2 separate regions of the Homo sapiens genome follow, and region 1 is linked to region 2. Evidence: chromatin contacts called from ENCODE Hi-C or POLR2A ChIA-PET data. All regions are on one chromosome and are shown on one strand. Each heading gives the region's core, a stretch centred on a gene start or an enhancer-like site at or near the end of the contact. The rest is flanking DNA. Distances are from core to core; before and after follow the strand shown.

Evidence for each region. Hi-C counts contacts between places; a loop is a spot of excess contacts on that map. ChIA-PET counts read pairs that join two places held with the same protein, here RNA polymerase II (POLR2A). Pooled maps may share reads with other maps.
Region 1: a loop to region 2 is called in a map with no recorded cell type, with 7 times the contacts of the local background. The contact joins two enhancer-like sites. A Hi-C loop is called at or near these places in 2 of 37 single-sample maps with no recorded cell type and 2 of 50 pooled maps. POLR2A ChIA-PET finds 5 or more read pairs at or near these places in 1 of 52 experiments (IMR-90).

What each region holds. Positions count from the first base shown.
Region 1 is chr18:48,751,317-48,755,590 of GRCh38, forward strand. All of the region lies in intron 7 of CTIF (cap binding complex dependent translation initiation factor), which reads left to right. Among named protein-coding and RNA genes, the nearest start is that of MIR4743, 83 kb to the left of the region's middle. Within about 2 kb of position 1,780, at least 4 of the 41 ENCODE cell types and tissues checked have a DNase peak (open chromatin) inside an H3K27ac peak, as active enhancers do.
Region 2 is chr18:48,817,422-48,821,979 of GRCh38, forward strand. The region is part of intron 10 of CTIF (cap binding complex dependent translation initiation factor); the gene reads left to right. CTIF-AS1 (CTIF antisense RNA 1) reads right to left here. Exons shown (of 3, transcript XR_935449.3): 3 at 579-4,558. Among named protein-coding and RNA genes, the nearest start is that of CTIF-AS1, 22 kb to the right of the region's middle. RefSeq lists enhancers at 3,495-3,744, 3,845-3,914. Within about 2 kb of position 1,975, at least 4 of the 41 ENCODE cell types and tissues checked have a DNase peak (open chromatin) inside an H3K27ac peak, as active enhancers do.

The sequences.
Region 1 (4,274 bases), core at 530-3,029, 66 kb before region 2:
GCCTCCAGGCCAGAGTAGAACATAGGCCTGTGCTGCTCTCTGCTTCCTTTCCTTCGTGATTCTTGTCCTGGGATAAAGCTAGAGACCTGTTTCTGTAACTAATAGATTCACATCTGTCTCTCCAAATGGACCCTCAGCTTCATGAAGGCAGCAGCCCTGTGCGCTGGAGTCATCGCTACCTCCCCTCCCCAGACCACAAGGAAGATAGAGAGAAGGTTCTGCCTCATCTGAAGGAAGTGGATGCTTTGGGAGCAGTTCAGAGGCACACACAAGACACTCTGGTGGCAGAGACGTGGGTGTGATGTAGGGCATTCCAGACTGTAATCATATCAGGAGTCTGGAGGGCTCGGGCAGGACCCTGGGAGCTGGGGAAGGCTCCTGCTCAGGTCTGGACCTTAAGACCTGGATAGGATTAGGGGAGTGCTGAAGGACTCTGTAGGGACAGCTGAACAGCTTTGTCACACAAACACCCTGCCTCCACCCCAACTTCTCTCAGAGGGCTGCAGGAGCTATGTGGCCTCAGGCAAACCCACTGACATCTCTGATTAACCTCTGGGCAGAACAGAGTCTCAGCATGTGTTTAATTAATGAAACAATAATGAACCAGCCTTTCTCTGCATCATTTATTATTCATTCATTCATTCATTCATTCATTCATTCATTCATTCTACAGTTAGTGAGAAAAGTCTTTGCCTGTAGGGTGCAGAGGTACCAATCAGACCTTTCATCTATTCCAGAGCATCGTTTGGCGAGGTAAACATCTGATTTCTAAAGCTTTTAGTCCATGCAGTGAGCTACCACACTTCTTACATGAACTTTTGCCTAGGCTGGCAAAGACCTCAATCTTGAATTGTTTTCTACCCAACTCTGAGCAAAGAGAGCCACAAAATCTATTGGAGTGGGGGAGTCTGCAGCTTGGCTGGCCGCCCACGGTGGCAGGAGTGTTTCTGATGCATGCTGGCCCTCTCCTCTCAGCGTTGTTAGGAGGGAGTGCTCAGGAAGTAGCTGGCCCAGTGCTGCTGTTGCCGCCATCATGATAATGATGGCTCTGGCAATTACAGGGCCCGTGTGTTGCCTAAGCTTTGTAGCGATGCCCCCAGTTCTCCAAAGAGCACTGAGATCTCCAATAAGTAATTGTTAAATCCAGTCATATGGCGTGTTACAGCAAAAACACAAATCTGAGTTCCAGTGAGGGCTTTGCCACTAACTAGCGGGGCGACCCTAGAAGGACAAAGCAACCTCTCTGGACCTTGGTTTTCTCATCCGTCATGCTGTGACTCATGTAATCCTTACAACTGCCCCTCAGGTGGGGACTGGCACATCTGGAAACAGAGACACAGAGAGGTGAGATCACCCAGCCCATGCAACTGTGAGTGGCACAGTGCCAGGCTCTGTGCAGGCTGCCATACCCCAGACAGACCTGGCAAGGAGTGTCCTGCGGGGGACACCCATCATCCGAATCAGCCCTGCGCGCACCATGGGTGCTCCGTTAGTATAGGTCACTGTGATCCTTGTCTCTGAGTGTTCATCAGCCAATACCATGATGTCCCTTGGTTGACTCCCTCATGAGGGAAGAAAACCTCCCCTCCCTTATACTTTTCCTTTTTAAGCTTCCCCATCATTCTGCAAACTGGGGTGGGTGTGTGTGGCGACTTTTGTTCCTGGGTCCTATATGCCATCGCTCGACTAAGCAGCCCCTGAGCTGCAGAGAAATTGTTGGTGCCTGTGCCTCCGAGCCTCACCGCAACCCTTGCGTTGTCCCAGGTGACTGGGCCAGGGCAGGCAGAGCTCACTCAGGGCATGTGTAGGTGGGCAGGAGTGGAGGTGCCTACGCTGGTAATAAGCAGTCATCACTTTTCCTGAAGGCAAGAAATATGAGCCCATGCATAGTTTTAAAACCACTTGCCCTAGGAATTTTGCTTTCAGAAATTTTTAAGCAGACCTACAAATTATGTGGTAAAATGTCCGACATGGAGAGAACCATAATAAGTCAGTGGCACTCAGAATATCTAGTTGGGAACGATTATGAAATAAAAAACGAACAGAGGGACATTTGTCTCCATTTGGACTGCTGTTAAAACCATTTTTTTAAACAAAATTTGAAGTTATTCTCCCTACACCCACCTCCCAAAATGCAGCTGTGGTGTTCCGAGAACATTTTTGTCTTTTTGTATAAAAGAGAGCAGTCTTAGAGTAAAACAAGACATCTGATTTCAGAACCCAAAGAATAAAGAATAAACTAAATGAACGATGGAAAAAGCATAAACCGACAATTTCCATTCTCCAAAAAAAAAAAGCATTATTTTCCTAACAGCAGGTGTTGCCAGTAGCACAAATGGAATATTAATCTTATCTCCTGTGCTGTTCTTCCTCACCCGAAGAAGACTTCCCCAGAAATAAAGAGGCAGAGAGTTGGGTTTTTGCCCTTCTTACTTGCAGGGCTGCAAAACTGGGTGTCCAGTATGTTTCCCAACCCAGGACCCACATGTCCATGTGTCTGAGACCAAGTGCAGCCTCCTTGCCGGGTTGCTGGGAGCAAAAGCGGCTCATCCCTGGCCCAGCCAAACCCCAAACCCGCAGGTTTCGTGGGGAGCAGCCAGCTGGCCCCTGAATGAAGGTATCGACGAAACCCAGCGCCAGCAAATACAGAAGAGAGAGGAGCTGGTTTTGGCTGGCCCAGCCAACGACCGCTGACAAATATTTGTGAATGGCCAGAGCAGGGAAGCCTAGGTCTCCATTGCTGGGGAACGAGGCCTAACTCCAAGTCTGTTCCAGTGCCCTTAGCAGCCCTCTTGGCTCCTTCTCAGGCAAAGAATTTGGACCTCATGCAGTTATCACCACCGAGGTCTCAGTGGCCATTCAGCCCTTTGTCTCCATTACTACAGGTCACTGCGGTCCTTGTCCCTGAGTGTTCATCAGCCAAGGAGGCTGTGTCTAAAGGCGAATGGGAGACAGATGGGAGGTGGCTGCAAGGTGCTGTGATTAGTTGACAGGCTTAGCTCACTCCTGGAGCCCCTGGCAGGCCCTCTGCTGTAGGAGTGCACCTCACGGAGCCTCGGTTGTCTTATCTGTCGAATGGAAAGAAAGGTTCTTGGCCTGCCTGCACACAGAGGCCAGTCCCAGCAATCACTCACCCTGAGAACTAAGCAAGGCCTTGTGCAGGAAGAAGGAAAAGGGAGGACAGAGGGACAGTCTTAGTGCCTCTTCCTCCAGTGGCATCTGGGTTCTTCCCTGCCCTCCCAGGGCTCACCCAGCTGATTCCATCTGCCATTTAGCTCCATATCAAGACCTCCTTATTTTGAACCTGTTAGTCTTTCCTACCCAATTAGGAGGGAACACTTGAGGTGGACTCCCTGGCTTCCCTCCCACCTACGGATGGCTTTCCACATGTGCAAAGGAGCCGCCGCCCAGCAAGGGTGAGCCTGAGAACGCCCACTAATGCCAAGTGGCCTGGGGCATTCTTGGCCATTGCTATATTGTCAGGGCTGGCTGGCTCCAAGCTCTTTCGAACCAGAAAGACATGGAATTCCAGGTCCCTCCAGATTTCCAGGAATGAACAGCAGAAGCCCTGCAGGAGCCAGCTGATTTCTTTCTGGAGCCCCTGACCACTAGCCATATAGCAATTACTTCCTTCCCCCTCCAGGTAGATAGAAGTTGTTTTCTTTTCTGGGGGTGGAGGAGTGCACTGGGTAGAGAGAGGGAAATCCCTGTATGGCAAGTGGGAAACCAGGCAGTTTCAAGACGGATGTTGGGAAGGGCTTGGTCAACCATCCTTTGGGGACATTTCTTGGGCCATAGCTGCAGGCGCCACAAAAATTCTAAATAAGGATGACGAAAGTTGTGAGAATCAATTATTATCTGCCAGGGAATTTCCAAGGTTCCTCTCTGGGCTTAAAAATAACTCACATTGAAAGAACAAAGAGAATGGAAGGAGCAATTAGTTGAAAGTAACTGAGAAGTTAAAGGAGGGAGAATTCACAAAAAGTCACAGGCACGAGGCACCCTGGAGAGTGGTCTGTGGGCCACAGTTTCTTCTGGGCTTTCCAATGGGGGTTGCCTTACACTCTGCAGAATGAGGGCTGCAGCCCTCCCCGCTGACTCAGGCATTTGGGGCTGGGCTGGGCTGGGTAGTCGGAAGGCCAGTTGGTGGTAGAATCACTGGGAGGAACCTGACTCAAGGGCCCCACTTTTCTCATGGGGCCCAACTCTTCTCCAGGTGCTGGTGCTGATAGCTCCTACCTGCCATGGGGAGTGAAACTGAATATTTCAGCAAT
Region 2 (4,558 bases), core at 725-3,224:
AGGTCTGGAATGCGTCTCAGATAACTGGGACAAAGCTGTGAGGGTAGGCTCACTTAGAAAGGGACCCATCCGGGCCAGGCACGGTGGCTCACACCTGTAATCCCAGCACTTTGGGAGGCCAAGGCAGGTGGATCACCTGAGGTAAGGAGATCGAGACCATCCTGGCAAACACGATGAAACCCCATCTCTACTAAAAATGCAAAAATTAACCAGGCGTGGTGGTGGGTGCCTGTAATCCCAGCTACTCGGGAGGCTGAGGCAGGAGAATTGCTTGAACCTGGGAGGTGGAGACTGCAGTGAGCCGAGATCGCACACTGCACTCCAGCCTGGGCGACAGAGCGAGACTCGGTCTCCAAAAAAAAAAAAAGGGGGCCCATCCTTCAGCAAAGAGATGTGCAACAGCAGTCACTTCTGCTCCCCAAAGCCAGGTCTTTCTTCGTTGGGTTTATATAAAGGGAACCAGCACCCCCTTCCCCCGTGGGGTGTTGTGAACTGAGGCTCCAGTCATTCCCAATCGGGAGCACTGGCTGCAGAGGGGAGGCCTATGGTAAGTGTTGTCTCAATGAGCGATCTTGGAATTGGATTGGACTGGTTTGCCACTGGATTATTTATTCTATGAAAACATATTTTCTTCTAAATTTCATCTGAAAAAGAAAGAAACAAGAATGACCAAGGAACTTTTGAGAAGCAGGAATTTAGCAGGTGGTTGCACTGCCAGATATTATAACTCACTTTCTACACCCCTCTGGCTGCTGTCAGGGGAGAGAATTGAAAGGGGGCAAAGTGGAAGCTGGAAGCCGAGTGGGGCTGCTTAGGCTGCGCAGCAAGAGGTTGGTGGCTTGGAAGACAGCCTCGGAGTGAGGGCGAAGAGCACGTTTAGGCTCTAGTTGAATTTCTGAGTTAGAGCCAGCAGGACTCGGTAATGTGAGTTGGAGGGAAGGGAGGAGGGGACATGGGCTCCCCGTTTACCAGCCTGGTGGCCCCATTTTCTGAGATGGAGGATACTGGATGAGAAATAGAATGGGGATGAAAAGCAAGAGTCAGTTATGTTTGAGTCGCCTGTTAGCTGTCCCTAGGGAACTGCCCGGAGGTTGGCCGGGTGGAAGGGTCTAGAGATCCTGAAGAGGTCACGCATGGAGGTAGGGGATAGAGGGTTCTGGGAAGTATCGATATGCACCTGGTGCTCAAAGCTGGGGACCAAATGGAACCACGCAGGAAGAGAGTATAGATGGAGAGGGAGAGGAAGGGGGCGTGTAAGAACCCTCACAGCAGCCCTTCACTGGGACCTGGACGCCTCCCCCATGTTGTACCCTCCCACCACCGGCAGGCCTCTGCAGGGGCTACCAGGACACAAGGAGGAACAGCCTCCTGAGAATCAAAGGACCAGGACAGAAAAGTGTCCTGGGTTTGGCAACAAGCAGGTCACGGGCCCTGGGTGTCAGCGGAGGTGAGGACAGGAGTGTGGACACGTCTTTCGAGAAGTTTTTCTGTGAATGGCAGCAGGGAAGGAGAGCTGTGGGGTCAAGGGGCATCTTTATGGTTTTGAAAGAAAGACAATAATAGAGCAATTTAAGAGAAGGGAGGGAGTGTATTTATGAGTGTTTTTGAAGCATCCGTTTATAGAACAATAGCATGCTCATTCCAGACAAGCACAGAGCACACAGTTCTCTCTCGGGTGTTTTGTAAACCCATGAGCCTCTGCCACTCCATGTACCCAAACCACATTTCTTAACAAATGCACTTGAAATCAGATTTGTTTCGCAGATTCAGACAATGGCCTCTCCTGACTTTGTTTCACTCTCAAAGTGCCTTGAGCTCAGAATGCAGCTCCAGGAGGGCTGGCAGCTCTGCTTTTTGCACCCTTTGGAATGACATGGAGGCTAGGAGCGGGCCTGCGTGGCCTCTTGGGTCCTCCCATCCTTGCCTGCATTGCCCTGTGCCCTGGACAACCCACCTCGAGACAGGGAGCAGCACTGTTCTAGGGCAGTGACCTGAATTGCCCCAACACGTTCCCTCTGCGTGATCTGGACACCTCCTGGTGTTGTCGTCACCTGCTCCTCCGAGAGGGAGGCAAGGCTGTAGCCGAGCGCCGGCCCTGGCTGCTGGGACACTTTTAACACCGCCTGAGGTAGTGCAAATATTCCAGTGTGAGATCCGGAGGTGCCAGGAGATGTGTGCAGACAAGAACAAAGAGCCACGCCTAACGCACACTTGTTGGATGCATTCAAATTTTCGGGCCAGTTTGACAAACACAGACCCATCCAATGCTCATGGTAAACTTGAAGAATAAATAAATCACCTATGGTCTTCTCCAATTTGTAAAAGAAGAGGGCAGAGCCCCATGTACCAAGCTAACTAGGGCCGGGCTGCAGCAGGGTTCACATCCTGGCTCTGTTGTTCATCAACTGCACCACGTTGGGAAGCATTTACCTGCTTTGAGCTTTGGCTTCCTCATCTGTAAATGGTGCTCATGCTGCTTTCTCTGCAAGGTGCAGGGAGGGTGGCAAGGCATGGAGAGACAGCTAAGTGCACTAGGGACAACGAGGCCGGAGGATGGAAGGAAGTGCCCGGGGCACGGCGTCTGGCAGAGAGCTAGTTGTCATCTAGGCTGATGGGGCCTAGGGGCTGAGCACATGCCTAATCTTAAAGGGCTACTTGGGCTGAGTGTCCTGCCCAGGGACAAACAGCTGGTCCATGCCAGAGCTGGTCTGGAGCTCCTGAACTCCAGGTAGGGCTCTTTCCAGGAGAAATCTTGGCTTCCCTAAAACTGGGCCAAAAGAAAAGATGGGGACTTAAAGGGGTGCCCTACGGATCTCAACAATCCTTGTGAACAGCCTGTTGCCTTTCGCAGCTCCGTAGGGACCCCTGAATTCTTCAAGCCATTTGCTGCCTCATAACCAGGCTTGACCTACATCCCTAAAGCAGGTTGAGCCGGCTTATGGAAGTTTCCAGAGCCAAAGGCACAGCTGCAGCCCCCTCCATGCTGGAAAAGCTTAGGCTTTCCCCCTGGGGCCATGTAGATGTCTGACCCCAAATCCACAGCACCCACTTTGCCCTGAGATCCCCCCAACTCCCAGAACCACCCGCAGGCCCACATTTCCAGCTGCCCACTACACCTGTCCCAGGTCATACCTCAGGACCCTCCAAAAGGATGTGGTCAGAACTGCACCCCAAGACCCCCTGCTCAGTGCAGCTCTCATGCAGGCCCCCACCCATGCTGCCTGCCTCCCTGCAGCCAGGTAGCAGCCCCAGAACCCACGCCACGGCCTTTCCGCTGTCAAGTCACTCACTCCATCCCCTGCGTCTGTACCCCCGGGGCTCCCCTGCAGTGCTTTCCTTGCTGCTTCTGAGTAAAACCCAAACCCACAGGCCATCTCTGAGTGAAGGGTCTTGCTGAGGGTGAGGACAAACCCAAGGGATAGATGCAAAGTCCTCACCATCCAGCCCGTCTGGGGGTCCTTGTGCTCACAGAGGCCCCCTTCATTCTGAGGTCCAAGCTTACTCGGTCCCCACGCTCCTTTAGCTCAAGCATGTGCTTAGTCCCCAGGCGCCTCAGCCTGGAGGACACCCAGCTCTCTGGGAGTCCCTGGGGACATCCTTTCACACCCTGACCTCATCAAATTAACCATTCTTTAAGTTACTCAAGCTTGAAACTTTGGAGTCATCTCTGCCTCTCTGTCTTCCTGTCCCTGACACTTCTTCCTAGGCCCAGTTTGAAGTCACCTTTTCTGTGTGGCACCCCCTCAGCACACCAACAGCTTCCTCCTAAGGGACCTGGAAGTGTCCTCTGTCCTTACTGCTCCATCCTCACCCCAGCCTCTTCACGTTGCCTTGTAGTAGTGTTCAGTAACGGTAGCAGCACATCTCACTGCATGGACGCCTCCATCTCAATCGAGTGCCTCGTGTGTTCTTTTCTCTTTTAACTCAGACAGCACTTTGAAGATTATCATCCCCATTTTTCAGAGGAGAGCAGAGAGGTCAGGCAACTTGCTCAGGGCCACACAGCCACCAAGCGGTAGAATCAGTCCTGGAATCCAGATCTGACCACCCCATTTCACTGCCTTGCAGGCAGAGCAGGGGCTACTCTGTTTGTTTTCTTGGTGCATAACTCAGCACCTATATGGTAGGATCCCAGTAGATCTTGGTGGAATTGATTCCATTTTTGCCCCAACTAACATGCCAATCAGAGATCCTTCTTCCAGAGATGAAAAAGAAGAATTTTCAATGTGTGCTTTTCTTGTTTAAGAACAAATAGTTTCTGCCGAGGTGGTTTTCAAAGTGATTGAAGAAGATTATTGGTCATCTGTAGCTGCAGGAGTCTCCTTGCTCTGCTATTTACAACTCATATTTGCTTAGCAAGCTCCTTTTTATTTTTTAAATATTTTTGAATTTCTATTTTTAGTTTTACTGTGGTAAGGATACTGAATATGGATCTACCCTCTTCACAGGTTTCTAAGGATAAAGTACAGTATTGTATCCATAGCCATAATGTTGTGCAGATCTCCAGAACATATGCATCTTGCATAACTTAAACTTTCACCCATTGATTAGCGACTCC